Linked DNA regions of Homo sapiens: region 2 is linked to region 1. The links are chromatin loops, found by intact Hi-C in ENCODE. Cell type or tissue: PC-3. All regions are shown on one strand.

Evidence for each region. Hi-C counts contacts between places; a loop is a spot of excess contacts. Peaks named below come from ENCODE experiments on the same cell type or tissue, not always from the same donor. Only the 100,000 strongest peaks of a DNase experiment are listed, where the experiment ranks them.
Region 2: a loop joins it to region 1, with 9 times the contacts of the local background. A loop is called at or near these places in 2 of 110 quality-filtered maps.

Annotation. Positions count from the first base shown.
Region 1 is chr1:3,584,436-3,592,435 of GRCh38, reverse strand. The region is part of intron 3 of MEGF6 (multiple EGF like domains 6); the gene reads left to right. Among named protein-coding and RNA genes, the nearest start is that of MEGF6, 23 kb to the left of the region's middle. RefSeq lists enhancers at 1-677, 1,158-1,722, 1,723-2,288. In PC-3, CTCF peaks have their summits at 554 (motif pointing left), 773 (motif pointing left) and 4,277 (motif pointing left); a DNase peak (open chromatin) is centred at 4,885; H3K27ac peaks cover 922 bases.
Region 2 is chr1:3,487,873-3,495,872 of GRCh38, reverse strand. It overlaps MEGF6 (multiple EGF like domains 6), which reads left to right. Exons shown (of 37, transcript NM_001409.4): 31 at 1,132-1,260; 32 at 1,374-1,502; 33 at 1,749-1,877; 34 at 1,974-2,102; 35 at 3,106-3,234; 36 at 4,914-4,961; 37 at 5,284-7,922. The coding sequence ends at 5,345. Among named protein-coding and RNA genes, the nearest start is that of ARHGEF16, 37 kb to the right of the region's middle. RefSeq lists enhancers at 3,203-3,727, 3,728-4,253 and silencers at 4,373-4,502, 4,523-4,572. In PC-3, CTCF peaks have their summits at 4,282 and 4,485 (motif pointing left); DNase peaks (open chromatin) are centred at 2,832 and 4,432; H3K4me3 peaks cover 269 bases; H3K27ac peaks cover 495 bases.

The DNA.
Region 1 (8,000 bases):
TGAGCAGATGAGGGCCATTGGGGGCCTGGAGGGTGGTGCTGGGGACTGCGGGAGTGTCTGGGGGGCTGCCTGGGAGCCCGGAACGTCAGAGAGGGAGCAGTGAGTCAGGGTCAGCGGGGGGCCTGGCCAAGGCTTTTGGACCTCCCCACACCACGAGGCCTCCAGTCTAGGCAGGGAAGCCTGCAGGCCCTTCCTCAAGCTGCCCCTCTCAGGGCAGTGGGCTGCACGCCGGGACCTGCAGGCCTGGGGGCACCGTGCCAGCCTCTCTCTAGACCGGCTGCTCTCCTGGGGCCACTGTGTGAGGTTGTTGGGCTGGCTGGGGCTGGGGGCTTCTCTGCATCCCACAGTAGTGCCCTGGCAGGGCAGAATGGGTGGCCTCAGGGACCCTGGCCTGGCCTGACCTGAGCCAGCATGTGGAGCAAGTGTTCGCTGATGGGCCGGATGCCGATGCCCGTCCAAGCAGCCAAGAGTGGAAAACATGGCTCAGTACTGGGCTCAGTTCCCTCCAGGTCGCTTGTGAGCTACGAGACCTTGGTAGCAGCCCCCACCAGCCCCCTCGCTGGTGCCCCCATCCGGTCCCTTGTGAGCTACGAGACCTTGGTAGCAGCCCCCACCAGCCCCCTCGCTGGTGCCCCCATCCGGTCCCTTGTGAGCTACGAGACCTTGGTAGCAGCCCCCAACAGCCCCCTTGCCGGCGCCCCCATCGGGTCCCTTGTGAGCTACGAGACCTTGGTAGCAGCCCCCACCAGCTGCCTCGCTGGCGCCCCCATCAGGTCCCTTGTGAGCTCTGAGACCTTGGTAGCAGCCCCCAACAGCCCCCTCGCCCGCGCCCCCATCAGGCCTCAGGCTCCAGGACTTAGGTGTGACAACACCCACCTGAAAACCTGGGATTAAATGAGTCACTTCATGTGGAGCCTTTGCTTGGTGCCTGTATACAGTAAGAGCTCAAGCAGTGCCAGCTCTTGTTCTTAGAGGAGGAGGCCTGGGTGAAGTCTGCTTGGCCTGTGGTGACTCCTGTTAGTAGCAGTGACAGTGACAGTGGCACACATGGTGATCGGGCACCTTGGTCTTGGCATCCCTTGGCCAAGGGCTTGTGAGCAGGGGTCTCTGGGGACCGAGCCCAGGGCCTTACCCCCTGCTCGGTGGTTCTGGGATATCTCTTCCTGCCTCCCCGTGCTCAGCTGAGGCTCTGCCTTCCCACCCTGGGTTAGCCGAGCGTTTCCGACGCCACATTCCAGCTCTGCCGTGCGCTTCCCATCTCTGCTGGCTCATGCGAGGAGGGCGGGGCGCGGCTGCTGGTGGGGTCGGGGGCTTGTGTTGGGTGGGAGTCTCAAGGTCCCTGCAGGTGCTGGAGCCCCTCAGCCCCTGGGAGGCTCTGCCTCTGTGGGGTCTGCTGAGAGTCACACACGGCTGCTCACGGTCTCCCCAGCCAGTGTGCCTGTGGGCACTGGGGCCGCGCCCAGCCAGGGTCCTCCCTGCTTCCTAGACCAGGGCACCGCTGTCCCTGTGAGCTGGAGGATGATGGTGGGGTGCACGGCCCCTGTGCAGGACAGATGCTCGCTCTTTACACGGCCCCTGTGCAGGACAGACGCTCACTCTTTAGAGGGCCCTGTGGGTCAGGGCTTGGCTCTGTCTCTGCCCTCTCTTTTCTCACCCTTTGCCCCCTTCCTTGTTTCTCCATCACCCTCCAGCCCCTGCTGGCAGGGGAGGGACAGGGGAGGCCCCTGAGCCGATGATGCCCCCCAGCCCCCAGCCGTTGTGAAATTTCCTTGCTTCCGTGTGACCTGGACACCCGGCCGTGGAGGACAATGTCAGGGCCTGGGAGCCCTGCCGTGTTTGTGTAGGAGCGAGGAGTAGGCTAACGCCCGTGAGACTGGCCGGAAGCTGCTAATCGTGTTATGATTTCCCTGAGAGCCACTTACTTAGTGCCGGGCGGGGCGGTGGGGCCTCATGACCGGGGCTTCCAGAGCCCACAACGCCTTGCGGAGCCTGTGGCCCGGGTGCAGTGGGGTTCGGACCCACTCCTCTTGCTGGGGGGGTGTCCTTCCTGCTCATGGATTCTCTGAATTCCACTTTTATCCTGGTCCGGTGCCAGGTTTTTCCCAGACCCTGCCCATGTTTCAGCCGGAGTCTCCCTGGTCCTGGCAGCACCATTTACCTTGGGCACCCCTCCTCCAAGCCGGGCTCCCCGGTGGGCAGAGTGGCAGATGAGCGCCAGCCTGGAGCAGCTGACTCGCTGGTCCTTCCGCATGTACACCCTGAGATGGAACCGTGGAGGAACAAAGCCCAGGAATACCCTGCCTGCAGCCCCCTGTACCCCGCAACTCCTCATACGGGCTGTGCTGGCCTGGCCCAGGGGAGGGGGAGGCCACTGGACGGAGAGGCAGGGCCTCAGCATACAGTTAGGAGCTGCACCAGCTCCATGGGCTGTGATGGGCACTGGGAAGGGATTCTGTGGTCCAGTAAGCGCTTCCTAAACCAGAGTTCAGCAGATTTCTTCTTTTGCAGGAATTTTCAGAGCCTTTAATATGCGAATGTGCCCTGTGGATTCCTGAGACAGACTATACAGGCTTTCCCAAACTAATTGCACCTTGAATCTTGAGGCCATCTTAGAAAAGGAAAATAAAGAAGCCACAAAGTCACAGAGATAAAACAGTGCCCTAAAATGTGTTGAACGGGGCCGATGCAGGCGATCCACTTGACATACGGTCATGGAGGCCCAGCCACGGTGCTCAGGACCCAGAGGGTAGCAGTGAGCAGAAACCTGCACCTGCCCTGACCTCCTGGGGCTCCTGTCCTTGCAGGAGACACTCAGGAAAGGATGAAGCCGCCAGTGAGAAATGCTACGGAGTAAAGTGAGGCAGGAGGAAGGGGCAGAGGGGCTGGGTGGTGCTGGCTTGGATGGGGGTCCAGGAAGGCTCCTCTGTCCGGGTGGTGGTGGTCTACTGATGTGAGGGGTGGGCCTTGCACGTCCCTGGGAAGAGGTCACTGAGTAGGGAACAGAAGGTGCGGGGCCCTGAGGCAGGATCTTGTGGCTGGAGCAAATGGGACGGGCGTGGGGTGGGGGGCGCAGGTATGAGCTCCCGGGGCTGCTGCAGCGAGGGACCACGAGCCAAGCACTGAAACCAATGTGAGTTTACTCTCTCACAGTTCTGGAGGAGAGAAGCCTCAGATCAAGGTGTCAGCAAGGCTGTGCCTGCTCCTGAGGCTCTAGGGGAGGGTCCTTCCTATCTCTTCCAGCTTCCGCGGCGTTCCGTGGTTGTAGACGCCTCGTTCCCCACTCTGCCTCCGTCTCTACATGGTCATCTCCCCTCTGTGTGTCTCTGGGGCCTTTTCTATAGGCCCTAGGGCCCACCCTAATCCAGCAGGGCCTCATCTCAGTCGTGGTGTTCATCACATCTGCAAAGACCCCATTTCTAAGCAGGGTCACATTTAGAGGTCACAGGAAGGCAGGAATATTTGGGGGACAGGATTTCCACCCCACCACAGGGGGATAGGCCTGGGGCCCTCATGAGGGCAGGGGCAGAGTCTGTGCAAAGGAGGGGCTGGGCCTGCCGTGCAGGGCAGAGGTGGGAGTGAGGGCTGCTTCATGGTGGCCCTTGTGAGAGGTGACAGGGCTCACTCAGTTCAGGGGGTCAGGAGGGGCAGAGAGAAGGGGTGGGATTCTGGATTTGCAGATGGAGCAAGAACTGAGTCTAGAGAGCTTGGGCCCGGCCCTGCCTCTGTGAAGGCTGGGGCTGCAGGACCTTGGAGCCCTTCTCTGTGCCCAGCCTGCCTGGCCCTCGACTCTGGGGCAGACCCCCAGGCACCCACGGCCCAGGGAGGACGCTTCAGTGCGACTACCCAGAGCTTCTCTCCAGGCTGTCCTGTCCCCTCCTGCCCCCTCCTGCCCCCTCCTGGCCACTCCTGGCCACTCCTATCCCCTCCTGCCCTGTCCTGCCCCCTCCTGGCCACTCCTGCCCCCTCCTGTCCCCTCCTGCCCCCTCCTGGCCTCTCCTGCCCCCTCCTGGCCACTCCTGCCCCCTCCTGCCCCCTCCTGGCCACTCCTGCCCCCTCCTGGCCACTCCTGCCCCCTCCTGCCCCCTCCTGGCCACTCCTGCCCCCTCCTGGCCACTCCTGCCCCCTCCTGCCCCCTCCTGTCCCCTCCTGCCCCCTCCTGTCCCCTTCTGCCCCCTCCTGGCCACTCCTGCCCCCTCCTGCCCCCTCCTGTCCCCTCCTGCCCCCTCCTGTCCCCTTCTGCCCCCTCCTGGCCACTCCTGCCCCCTCCTGCCCCCTCCTGTCCCCTTCTGCCCCCTCCTGCCCCCTCCTGTCCCCTCCTGCCCCCTCCTGGCCACTCCTGCCCCCTCCTGGCCACTCCTGGCCACTCCTGTCCCCTCCTGCCCTGTCCTGCCCCCTCCTGGCCACTCCTGCCCCCTCCTGTCCCCTCCTGCCCCCTCCTGGCCTCTCCTGCCCCCTCCTGGCCACTCCTGCCCCCTCCTGCCCCCTCCTGCCCCCTCCTGCCCCCTCCTGGCCTCTCCTGCCCCCTCCTGGCCACTCCTGCCCCCTCCTGGCCACTCCTGGCCACTCCTGTCCCCTCCTGGCCCCTCCTGTCCCCTTGCTACCTGGGGGATGCTGAGCTGTCCAGGGAGGACAAACACATTCTCAGGAAATCCATGGCCTGCGCAGGCTTTGAGTCTGCAGGGAGGTGTTGCGATGGTTTGTCTCATGAGCAGTGCAGGCTCAGAGATAGCCAGGTCCACGCATGAGCATGATCCTGTCTTTCCACAATGTCAGACTTTATTGATGCTATTTCTATCACAGAGGCTGTGAGCTCCATGAAGTTCGTGAGGAGGCGGTTCTCCTTCGTGCTTCCGGTTCACTCTGTAGTCAGAGCCGCAGGCACGCAGGCTCCCGCCGCTCCACACGCCCGTCAACATTGCAAACTATACATCACAGTGTACTTAGTCAATATATAAATGCTATAGGTTAAACATTTCACAACAAACAAAGTCACATTGAACACCGGGAGAAAAAGAGATAGGAGAAAGGGTCAACGGGAGGAAAGACAAAAGACAAACAAAGACAAAAAGCATCTCCTGGTCTGGCCCTGGCGGCCTCCGTGGGCCTTACAAGGGCCTCTGATGTGGCAGAGCCTTCGGGGCAGATGCTGACTTCTTTCCACGAGGACAGCCCTTTCCAGCAGCTGAAGGCCCGCTGGTGTTATGACCGCGGAGTCCTCGGTGAGGCCTGAGAGTGGAGAGTGTGCTTGTTTGTGTTGCATGCAATCTTTATTTTTAAAATTTGTTTATTAAGCAACAGACAGCTTGTCCTTGTTGGCAAAGTGCCCTGTGAGATATGAAATAGAGTCTGACTCTAAGATGGAGTTACTTATGTCAAGGGTGCTATATACAGCTTGTGTTGCTGCAGAAACCCCGGACGGGGGTGGTGGCCTTCCTCCTTGCACACAGGTGGGGTTGGCAGAATCGATGGGGGTCCAGGCTGCTGGACACTGCCCTGGATCTGGGCTCTGGTGCACCTGCGGCCTTGGCACCTATAGTCAGGGGTGCCAGGGTGAGGCCTGGGCTTGGGGCCCCATGTCCAGCTGTTGGACCATCAGGCCGGCGGGCCCGGCAGGTCTCCCTCCCCTCCTGGGTCATCTGGGCCCTGTGGCCTCTGCCCACCTGGTTGGCTGGGCCTGCTGGGAAGGGGCTGCAGGGCCCTCTGTGGACCCCGGGCCGCCCTCCATTTTCCTGCCTCCGCCATTTGCTTTTCCTTTTCCGTTCGGGCCGCATGCCAGCCCCGAGTCCCAGCGTGGGAATTGGCTGAGCTGGCCCCCCAGGCTCTGGGCTCCCTTTTCCTCCATGCAGACACAGCACGGGCTTCACAAATGGCCTGGCAGGACCTGCTGTCCCACTGTGACCCCCACCCCTACACCCCACGTCTCTCCTCCTATGGAGTCACATCCAGACTCACAGACCCCTGTGCCAGGCACACGTTTGCATCTGCACCCGCCGCCCACCAGACGAGCTCACTCATGCACTGCCTTGCACAGATTGGCACACACACACGCATACGCACACACATCTGTGAGCACCTATTCACGATCATGCCCATACATGCTCACTCGAGCGTGCACAAGGCCACACGCCACATGCATGCTTATGTGCAGACATATGCTCACACACCATGCTCAATCATATGCACAGGACATGTCTCCTCGCTCACACCCACACACAGGACATGTGTCCTCACACACAGCACGTGTGTCCACACTCACACCCACACACAGGACATGTGTCCTCACACACACACAGGACATGTGTCACACCCACACACAGGACACGTGTCACTCACACAGGACATGTGTCCTCACACCCACACACAGCACGTGTGTCCACACTCACACCCACACGCAGGACATGCGTCCACACACCCACACACAGGACATGTGTCCACACACCCACACACAGGACATGCGTCCACACACCCACACACAGGACATGCGTCCTCACACCCACACACAGGACATGTGTCACTCACACCCACACACAGGACGTGTCCACACACAGGACATGTGTCCTCACACCCACACACAGGACAAGTGTCCTCATTCACACCCACACACAGGACATGTGTCACACCCACAACAGGACATGTGTCACTCACACCCACACACAGGACAAGTGTCCTCACACACAGGACATGTGTCACTCACACCCACACACAGGACATGCGTCCTCACACCCACACACAGGACATATGTCACACCCACACACAGGTCATGCATCCACACACCCACACACAGGACATGCGTCCACACACCCACACACAGGACATGTGTCACTCACACCCACACACAGGACGTGTCCACACACAGGACATGTGTCCTCATTCACACCCACACACAGGACATGTGTCACACCCACAACAGGACATGTGTCACTCACACCCACACACAGGACAAGTGTCCTCACACACAGGACATGTGTCACTCACACCCACACACAGGACATGCGTCCAGACACCCACACACAGGACATGTGTCACTCACACCCACACACAGGACATGCGTCCAGACACCCACACACAGGACGTGTGTCCTCACTCACACACATAGGACATGTGTCACTCATTCCCACACACAGGACATGCGTCCGCACACCCACACACAGGACATGCGTCCACACACCCACACACAGGACATATGTCACTCACACCCACACACAGGACAAGTGTCCTCACTCATACTCACACATAGGACATGTGTCACTCACACCCACACACAGGACGTGTCCACACACCCACACACAGGACATGTGTCACTCACACCCACACACAGGACATACGTCCTCACACAGGACATGTGTCCTCACTCACACTCACACATAGGACACGTGTCACTCACTCCCACACACAGGACGTGTGTCACTCACACCTACACCTGCTCCCATTCATGGCTGCAGCTCCATCCTCACACCTGGCCCAGAACCTCCTTCTGTTCCCTCTTCAGCACAAGAGCTGCCCTGTAGGGTGCTGGGTGGGGAGCCCCGTGACGCCTTAGAGTCCCCAGGCACCTCCGGGCTGGGAGCCCCATCCAGGGGGTGTGCAGGTGCTGAGGGCAGCGGCCTTACCACCCGCCCATGCCTCCCCGGTGCTTGCGGGCAGAGACCTACCCTGGATTCTGTGGTTACCGTCTCAGATGCAGGCCTGGGGACTGCTCAATGTCCTCAGCAGAAGGGGCAGGAGTCCCTGATCCTCGGCTCCGTCCCTGTCCCCTGGAGGTTTCTGCTGGTGCATGGTGAGGGGACGTGGGCCTGCCCTGGGACTCTGGTGTGGGGGAACACAGGCCATGAGGCACAGACGTGGCGCCAGTCACCAGAGTCCAGAGTGATGCTTAGTGGCAGCTGGAGCTCCTTCTTCTGGAAGGTTCTGGGTGCACTGCCCCTGCTCCAGCGATCACCTTTGGAGAGCCAGGGTGGTGGGCGAGGAAGGAGGAGAGGAAGGCTTGATCCGCCTGGTGG
Region 2 (8,000 bases), 97 kb after region 1:
AGGGCATGCTCACAGGCCCTTCACAGAGATGTCACTGGATTAGCCGTGGGGACACTGGAGGGGTGGGCCCAGCCCAGACACCCGCACATCCTGGCTGCCACCAGCTCCCCACTTGACCCTGGGGCTGAGATGAGAGTGCTGTAGCTTGTGTTGACTACGCTGCCCTGCTTGGGGGAATGGACCGTCCCATGCCACCCCAGCCCCTACCTCGACACTCAGCCCCCGAGGCTCAGGCCACCCAGTGACCCCATCCTCATAGAGGTGGCCGTGGGGGCTGCAGGTTCCTACCCAGCGCCTGCCTGGCCCCTTGCAGAAGGGATTGGGTGGCTGTCTTCTGCCCGAGGGTGGAGTCCTTCTGGCCCTTTCTGCCAGGCCCAGGGCTCAGGGACCAAAGTGGAAGTGGGCCTAGAGCACAGTCAAGAGTAGAGAGATGGGCTGGACCCAGGGGACAGGCGTAGTGGCTCCTGCTCAGACAGGCCCAGTGCTCATGAACACAGCCACAGCCTCTTGGCCTGGTCCCACCCTTAGTCTGCATCAAGGGACTGGCTGCCCCCACAGCAGTTCTTGGCCTTCTGGGCTCATTGGGAGCCTGTGGCAGCAGAGGGTTCAGGATCCCAGGGCTCAGGCCCCAGCTGGGATGTAGCTTGGCCCCGCCTCACTCCCAGGAAGGATAGTGCCATCAGGCCGGTCATCAGGCATCCGGCTGTAACAGCAGGGCTACAGCCAGCCACCTCTGAGCCCACGGCAGCCCAGCCACGCTACTTCTCAGGCCTGAAGGATGTGCCTTCACTCCCAAGCGGGAGACAGCTGGTTCACAGTGGGCCGCTGCCTCCGTGAAGCCTTCTGTGAACCCCTTCCTGCAGGCTGGGCAGGCGCTCACCCAGCCCCTTCATGACTGAGCCACCCTCAGTTCCTAGACCAGGCCTGGCACTTGGCAGCCTGAGATGACCAAGGAATGAGAGGATGCGGCTGGTGCCACTCCCTGGCATGTGCCCGCCCAGCAGGCAGAGACTGGCACTGATGGGCCTCAGGAAGCATTTACCGAGTGACTGTCAGCCTGTGGGGACATATCCCCAGAGGGAGCCCAGCCCTCGGCCAGAGCTCCAGGCAGCACCTGCCTTCTGTCTCCAGGCTGCCCCCAGAACCGGTTTGGCGTGGGCTGCGAGCACACCTGCTCCTGCAGAAATGGGGGCCTGTGCCACGCCAGCAACGGCAGCTGCTCCTGTGGCCTGGGCTGGACGGGGCGGCACTGCGAGCTGGGTGAGTGTGCGGGGCCAGCGGGACCCCAGCATCCCCTCAGGGAGGTGCCCTGGGCTGCCATAGGGCTGGGCAAGGCTGGTGCCGAAGGACTGCCCACCCTGCCCTGTCCCCAGCCTGTCCCCCTGGGCGCTACGGAGCCGCCTGCCATCTGGAGTGCTCCTGCCACAACAACAGCACGTGTGAGCCTGCCACGGGCACCTGCCGCTGCGGCCCCGGCTTCTATGGCCAGGCCTGCGAGCACCGTGAGTTGGGGGCCTGTGCAGCTGGGCTGGGGCCCCTTTGAGCCACTGTCCACTCCTCCCGTGTGGGTGATCCAGGCAGCAGTGAAGTGGTGGGGAGGTGGGGAGCCAGCAGCAGTGGGGAGGGACGAGGACGGGCAGGAGGGGGCTTTTCTCGGGCCCCTGGATTGGCGGGTTTTACTCACTCTGGGCAAACTGGACATTTCTGCCACCGTGTGCCCTTGTCTCGTGGTAACCGGCGTCCTTCAGCCTGTCCCCCTGGCTTCCACGGGGCTGGCTGCCAGGGGTTGTGCTGGTGTCAACATGGAGCCCCCTGCGACCCCATCAGTGGCCGATGCCTCTGCCCTGCCGGCTTCCACGGCCACTTCTGTGAGAGGGGTGAGTGCTTGGTGCCTCCCTGAACCCCCGCTCCCTGGCCCCGTCCCGTCTGGGTGCAGGACAGGAGGGGGACACTGAGCCCACTGCCCCCACCAGGGTGTGAGCCAGGTTCATTTGGAGAGGGCTGCCACCAGCGCTGTGACTGTGACGGGGGGGCACCCTGTGACCCTGTCACCGGTCTCTGCCTTTGCCCACCAGGGCGCTCAGGAGCCACCTGTAACCTGGGTGAGTCTGGGGTCCTGCCCAGGAAGGGCGTGGGTGTGGGTCTCCATCAGTGACCAATATTGATTGGTTGGGCCCTACCTGTGCCAGTCCTGGGCTGGCCACCAACCCCTCTTGTTGCCTCTGCACCTGGACTGTGCCCCCTGGGGGGGCTGGAGTCAGCTGCTGGGACATGCGGTACCAAGCATGGCCCTCCTGCTGGAGCCTTAGGCCAGGCCCTGCCGTGTGGCCCCCACAACGTCCCAGGAAGGCCATGGTCATGGGAGGGGGCTCTGGTTGGGTGGAAAGACTTCCCTGATCTGCCAGCTGTGGACTGGGGGACATCAAGGGGGCTGTGGCCCCTCCAGCCCAGAGGGCCCCACCTGAGGATAGGAGGGTCTCACCTGAGGATAGGAGGGACCCACCTGAGGATAGGAGGGGCTCACCTGAGGATAGCAGGGGCTCACCTGAGGATAGGAGGGACCCACCTGAGGATAGGAGGGGCTCACCTGAGGATAAGAGGGGCTCACCTGAGGATAGGAGGGGCTCACCTGAGGATAGGAGGGACCCACCTGAGGATAGGAGGGGCTCACCTGAGGATAGCAGGGGCTCACCTGAGGATAGGAGGGACCCACCTGAGGATAGGAGGGGCTCACCTGCTGGGGCTGCTTACCTGGCCTTGTGGCTCTCAGGCCTGTTGTGCCCTGAGGGGGCATCCCTGAACACTGGCTCCTGTTTGCCCTCCTGGGGCGGGGCAGGAACTCGGTGGTGACTCTGGACGTGTGCCTGGGGCCTGGGCTTTCTCATGCAGGAGCTCACTGGCTGCAGAATGTAGCTGAGGAAGGCAGGGCAGGGACTGTTTACTCCTCAGGGGAAACCGAGGCCCAAGGTCTTAGCTCCCGCACACACCCAGGCAGAAGGCTTCACTCCACCTGGGCTCTGCCGCGGGCCCCTAGGCCCAGGCTCCTTGGCGCGGGGAAGGCAAGGATGATGCTCAGGTTTGTCTCCCGCCCCCTCCGCCTTGCAGATTGCAGAAGGGGCCAGTTTGGGCCCAGCTGCACCCTGCACTGTGACTGCGGGGGTGGGGCTGACTGCGACCCTGTCAGTGGGCAGTGTCACTGTGTGGATGGCTACATGGGGCCCACGTGCCGGGAAGGTGAGCTGGGCTTCCTGGGGAAGGGCGGGAAGGCACCATCCCCCAATCAGCCTCAGCTCCACCCTGGCAGAGGATCCCTCTCTCACCCACTGCGGAGTTGGCCGGGTCACCCTATGGCTATTCAGACATAGCGAATGTCATCTGTCCCCACCCGGTACCCAGAGTGTCACTTGGCTTCTGATGGGTGGAGTGTGAGCTTCACAGTCACTTAACCAGGGGACAGGGGTGGGCCATGCTGCCAGCTGGAAACAGCCCATCTTTCCCAGCCCCAACAGCTGCAAGGGTGGGCTGCAAACTGCACCGGGGGCCTGAAGAGGGTCATGACCCCATGGCTGGGCTGGACCATCCACAGTGTGGATGGACGCTGGCCATCCCTGCCCCTCCTGCCCCCCATACACGTGCACCAGGGTGTGAGGGTGTGTCTGTGCACGCACGTGCAACAGTGCGTACAGCAGGGTGTGTGTGCATGTGTGCCAGTACATGTGTGTGGCACCCAGTGTGTGCCAGTCCACGCACGCAGTCCTGCACGGGCAGCAGGCACCTGTGCGTGCCAGTCCACGCACGCAGTCCTGCACAGGCAGCAGGCACCTGTGCGTGCCAGTGCCTGTGTGTTACGTGTGCATCAGTGTGTGAATGTAGCCAGTGCGTCTGCGCAATAGTGCATGCATGTGCGGCAGGGGGCACAGGCGTGTGTGCCGGGCATGTGTGAGCGTGCTCCAGCACCTGTGTGAGGGTGGCTCCTTAGCACCACCTTCAGGACCCTGAGGCTGTCCTGGAATGTGCTCTCTGCCTGCAGGCAGTGCTTTTGGGATGCCCCCACCCCTCTGGCCAGCCCAGACTTTGCTGCCCGCACCCCCCCCCCCACCCCCGCACCGTGTACCCCCCAGCGGTGTTGGGAAAGGTTGTCTCTGCAGAGGGAAGTGGGAGGCAGGCTTGGGGCCTGTGCGGGGCAAGACATGTGGGCGGGGCAAAGGCCGGGCGCCAGGCTGCAGGCTCTGCTTTTTGGCTAACTGGGGATTTCACACTTGGGGTCCTCCGCTTGGAGGCCCCCAAATAGTCTTGACTTTGTGTATGTGTGCATCTGTTTGTGCCTTTCTAAGGCAGTCCTGGCTGCAGATTGTTCAGAGCCTTAAGACAGGGGAGCCCCCATCTCGGTGGAGCGGGGCGGGGCGAGGAGAGGAGGGGCGGGGCAGCAGCCTGTGCGCTGGTGCAGGGACAAAAGGCTGCCCGGCAGCGGCATCTAGTGGTCATCTGTGGTACTGCACCGCCGGCTGCCGGCACCTGCGCTGGGTGCCGGGTGCCGGGGGCAGTGCCTTGACATTGAGCTGGAGGCCTCAGGAGCCTGGGGCCCCATGGGCAGTGTGTTGCTGGGCGTGGGGAGTCCTGGGTCCTGCGCCCTCCCCTGGAGTGGACTTGGCTTGGCGTTCGGTAAAGCCCCTGATGTCGCGGGTAGTAGAGGCTTGGAGGGGCTGAGAGCTTTCCTATGGGGAGAGGGAGAGCCCCCCCCCCCAGCTCCCGCCCCCGTTCCTTCCCCGAGTGCAAAGGACTGAGAAGGGAAGGAGACTGTGCGGGGGAAGTGGAGGTCCCTGAAGGCCTGGATGGGGTCACGCCTTGCTGCCATTACTGTGGCTCACTCAAGGCTGGGGGTACTAACATGGCCTGCTCTCTCTCCCCTCCAGGTGGGCCCCTCCGGCTCCCCGAGAACCCGTCCTTAGCCCAGGGCTCAGGTAAGGGGTGTGGGGAATGCCCGTGGGCTTGCCAGGAGGGTGGGTTATGGCAAAGTCAACGAAGAGTGCTTAAGTATAATCTGGGCCCCACAGGGCAGCAGCTGCACCCGGGGCCTTGGGCCCCAGGAATCTGGAGCTCAGAGACCAAGGCTGGGGCCAGAGCTGGGAAGGACAGGCTGGGAAGGATGGGTGGGCCCCACCCACCTGCTGGGCTGAGCTGCTGAAGGGAGGGGTGGGAGGGAGAGGTGCCAACCCAGAACCCAGTCTGTTCTGGGAGCACCCGCCCCACCCTGGACTGGCCCTCTTTTCTCCTTTTCCCCAGCGGGCACACTGCCCGCCTCCAGCAGACCCACATCCCGGAGCGGTGGACCAGCGAGGCACTAGTAGAGGCAGTCCCGTGGAGCCCGCCTCTCCAGTCCCAGCCAGAGGGGACCCTGGCCTTTGGTGACCACTGAGAAGGACACTTCACGGGCCCAGAGCTCCTGGTACTGCCCTTCCTTTGAGGGCCGTGGAGGGCTGTGGACAGCCCAGCAACCTGTCGCTCTTGGAGGCTGGTGTGGCCTTGAGGAGGGAAGCCTCGCATGGCCGCTGGAAGAGAGGCGCCTCCTGGCCTGGCTCTGCAGAACCCAGGGGCACGCTCTGGGCCTGGGCTGAGGAAGTCCCGCTCTCCCCGCGGCTCTGAGTTGGACTGAGGACAGGTGTGGGCGCCAGTGTGGGTGCAGGCGCAGGTGCAGGCACAGGGCCACTGTCCTCCAGGCAGGCTTTTTGGTGCTAGGCCCTGGGACTGGAAGTCGCCCAGCCCGTATTTATGTAAAGGTATTTATGGGCCACTGCACATGCCCGCTGCAGCCCTGGGATCAGCTGGAAGCTGCCTGTCATCTCCTGCCCAATCCCCAGAAACCCTGATTCAGGTCTGCAGGCTCCTGCGGGCTCACCAGGCTGCTGGCTCCGGTACCATGTAAACCTAGGAAGGTAAAGGAGCAGGCAACCTCCTCGTGGCCTGTGTGTTTGCTGTGTTACGTGGACTCTGTGTGGGCTCCTCCCTGGGGCCCGGCCAGCATAACGGTGCACCCAGGGACCTCCCAGTGCACCCGGGGCCCTTTGCAGGGGTGGGGGTGCCACACAAGTGAAGAAGTTGGGACTCATCTCAGTTCCCAGTGCTATTGAGGAGAACGCTGGGGCTGCATTCATTACCGCTGAGACCCAGAGACTGGCTGTTCCCAGAGAATGGCCCAGGGGGAGGAGGGCTGGTGTGGAGGGGCAACCTGGACTGAGGCCGAACTCCCTTGGGCTCACCCCACCCACCCCTACCTGAGCATCAGCAGTGGGGGGAGGGCAGCATCGCAGGGGCAGGGACTCCCTGGGTGAGGACAGACCAGCCCTCCCGAGCACCTGGCACTCATGGGCTGAGGCTGACTTCTCCTGGAAGAAGGGCCCAGAGTGGAAGGAAGAGGCAGAGGGTAGAGGTGGTGGCTGGGGGCTCCTCTGCAGAGTGGGGTGGCCAATGGAGAGGGCTGCACTCACACCGCAACATAGGACTCTCTCTCCCTTAAGAAGGCCCCCTTAGGGTCTGGGCTGCCGCCCCCATCACCCTAAAACCAGCCAAGGTAGCTGAGGCCCCAGGGCAGACAATTTCACCAGCAGGAGGAGGAGGAGTCCAGTGAGCTTGGTTGCTCACAGACAGCAAGGGAGCTGTCACAGAGGAAGCTGATGAATGGACCGCTGTGGGGAGACTTTAAAGTAGAACAGTGATAAGGGAGGGCAGGATGGTGGGGATGCAGAAGCAGCAGCCAGAGAGAGACGGACTGGGGTGCAGACGGAGTGTGGAAAACGCATACCTTGAAATGAAGCATCCAGCAGATGGGGTGAGTGGATACAGCTCAGGAGATTCTCCCAGGAATAGCAGGGAGGCGTAAAGAGAGACAACGTACAGAGATAGATGAATGGAAATGGGTAAGGGAGGTGTTCATTCACATCCATCTAACTGCAAAATACAAAAGTAAGAAGTCATTGACATGAAGCAACGACGACCAAGACGTTCTCAGATCTAAAGGTGAATGATCTCAGTCAGCCTGGAAATGCACAAGGTGGAAAAATAACATAAAAAAGCCATAAGACCTTGAAGAACATCAATGTCAAAGATAAATTCTAAAGTCCCAGAGAAAAAAGAATGGGAATCAAATTGACCTCAGACTATACGTGAGAAACACGGAGAGCCAGAAAACTGTGATGTTCCATCCTCAGAGTTTGAAGGAAATATTTGAAGGCTGAATTTTACATCCAGCTAAACTATCAAAGGCATGCAAAGTCCATGTTATTCTTAGGCCTTCAAGGCCTCGGCCATTTTTCTACAGAAAAGCCTGATTTTAAAATGCTCTTAGAGACGTTCTCCAGCCAGAAGAGAAAGAAGCCAGGAGGGTGCTCTGAGATATTCAGTCACCACAGTTCCCAAATGGCCTAGGAATTCAGAGAGTCAGAATATCACCATTACTCCCCAATGGGAACCCCCGACAGTCTCAGCATGGTGTGAGGGTGTGGACGGGGGGCCTGGCAGGTACCAATCACTCATCCCGCTCAGTGAAGACACAGTGTTCAGCTACGGAAGCCATAAGGCAGGCCGAGCTTCTGCCCATCCGGAGGAAATCTCAGCTATCCAACGGCGGTCAGGAGCAGAGGAAAATAAAGCAGAATAACTAGAAAACACGCTCACAGATCCTAATGTTAACGGTTACAAATGACGACGGAAAAACAAACTCCTGACCATATATTATATAGTTTCAAGCAGCAAGAAGGAGGATATTGAACATTCTCAACACACATAATAAACGCTTGAGATGATGATATGCTCATTACCCTGATTTGATCACTAGACATCCCATGTATCAAAACATCACTGTGTATCCGATGAATATCTACAATTATTGTCAATTAAAAACATCATTAAAAACAGACTAGACTGCATTAAAAATATACTAAATAGTATTTTTACTATAAAAGACATGCTTCAAAGGGTAGAAACACAGACATGCAGAGTAAACC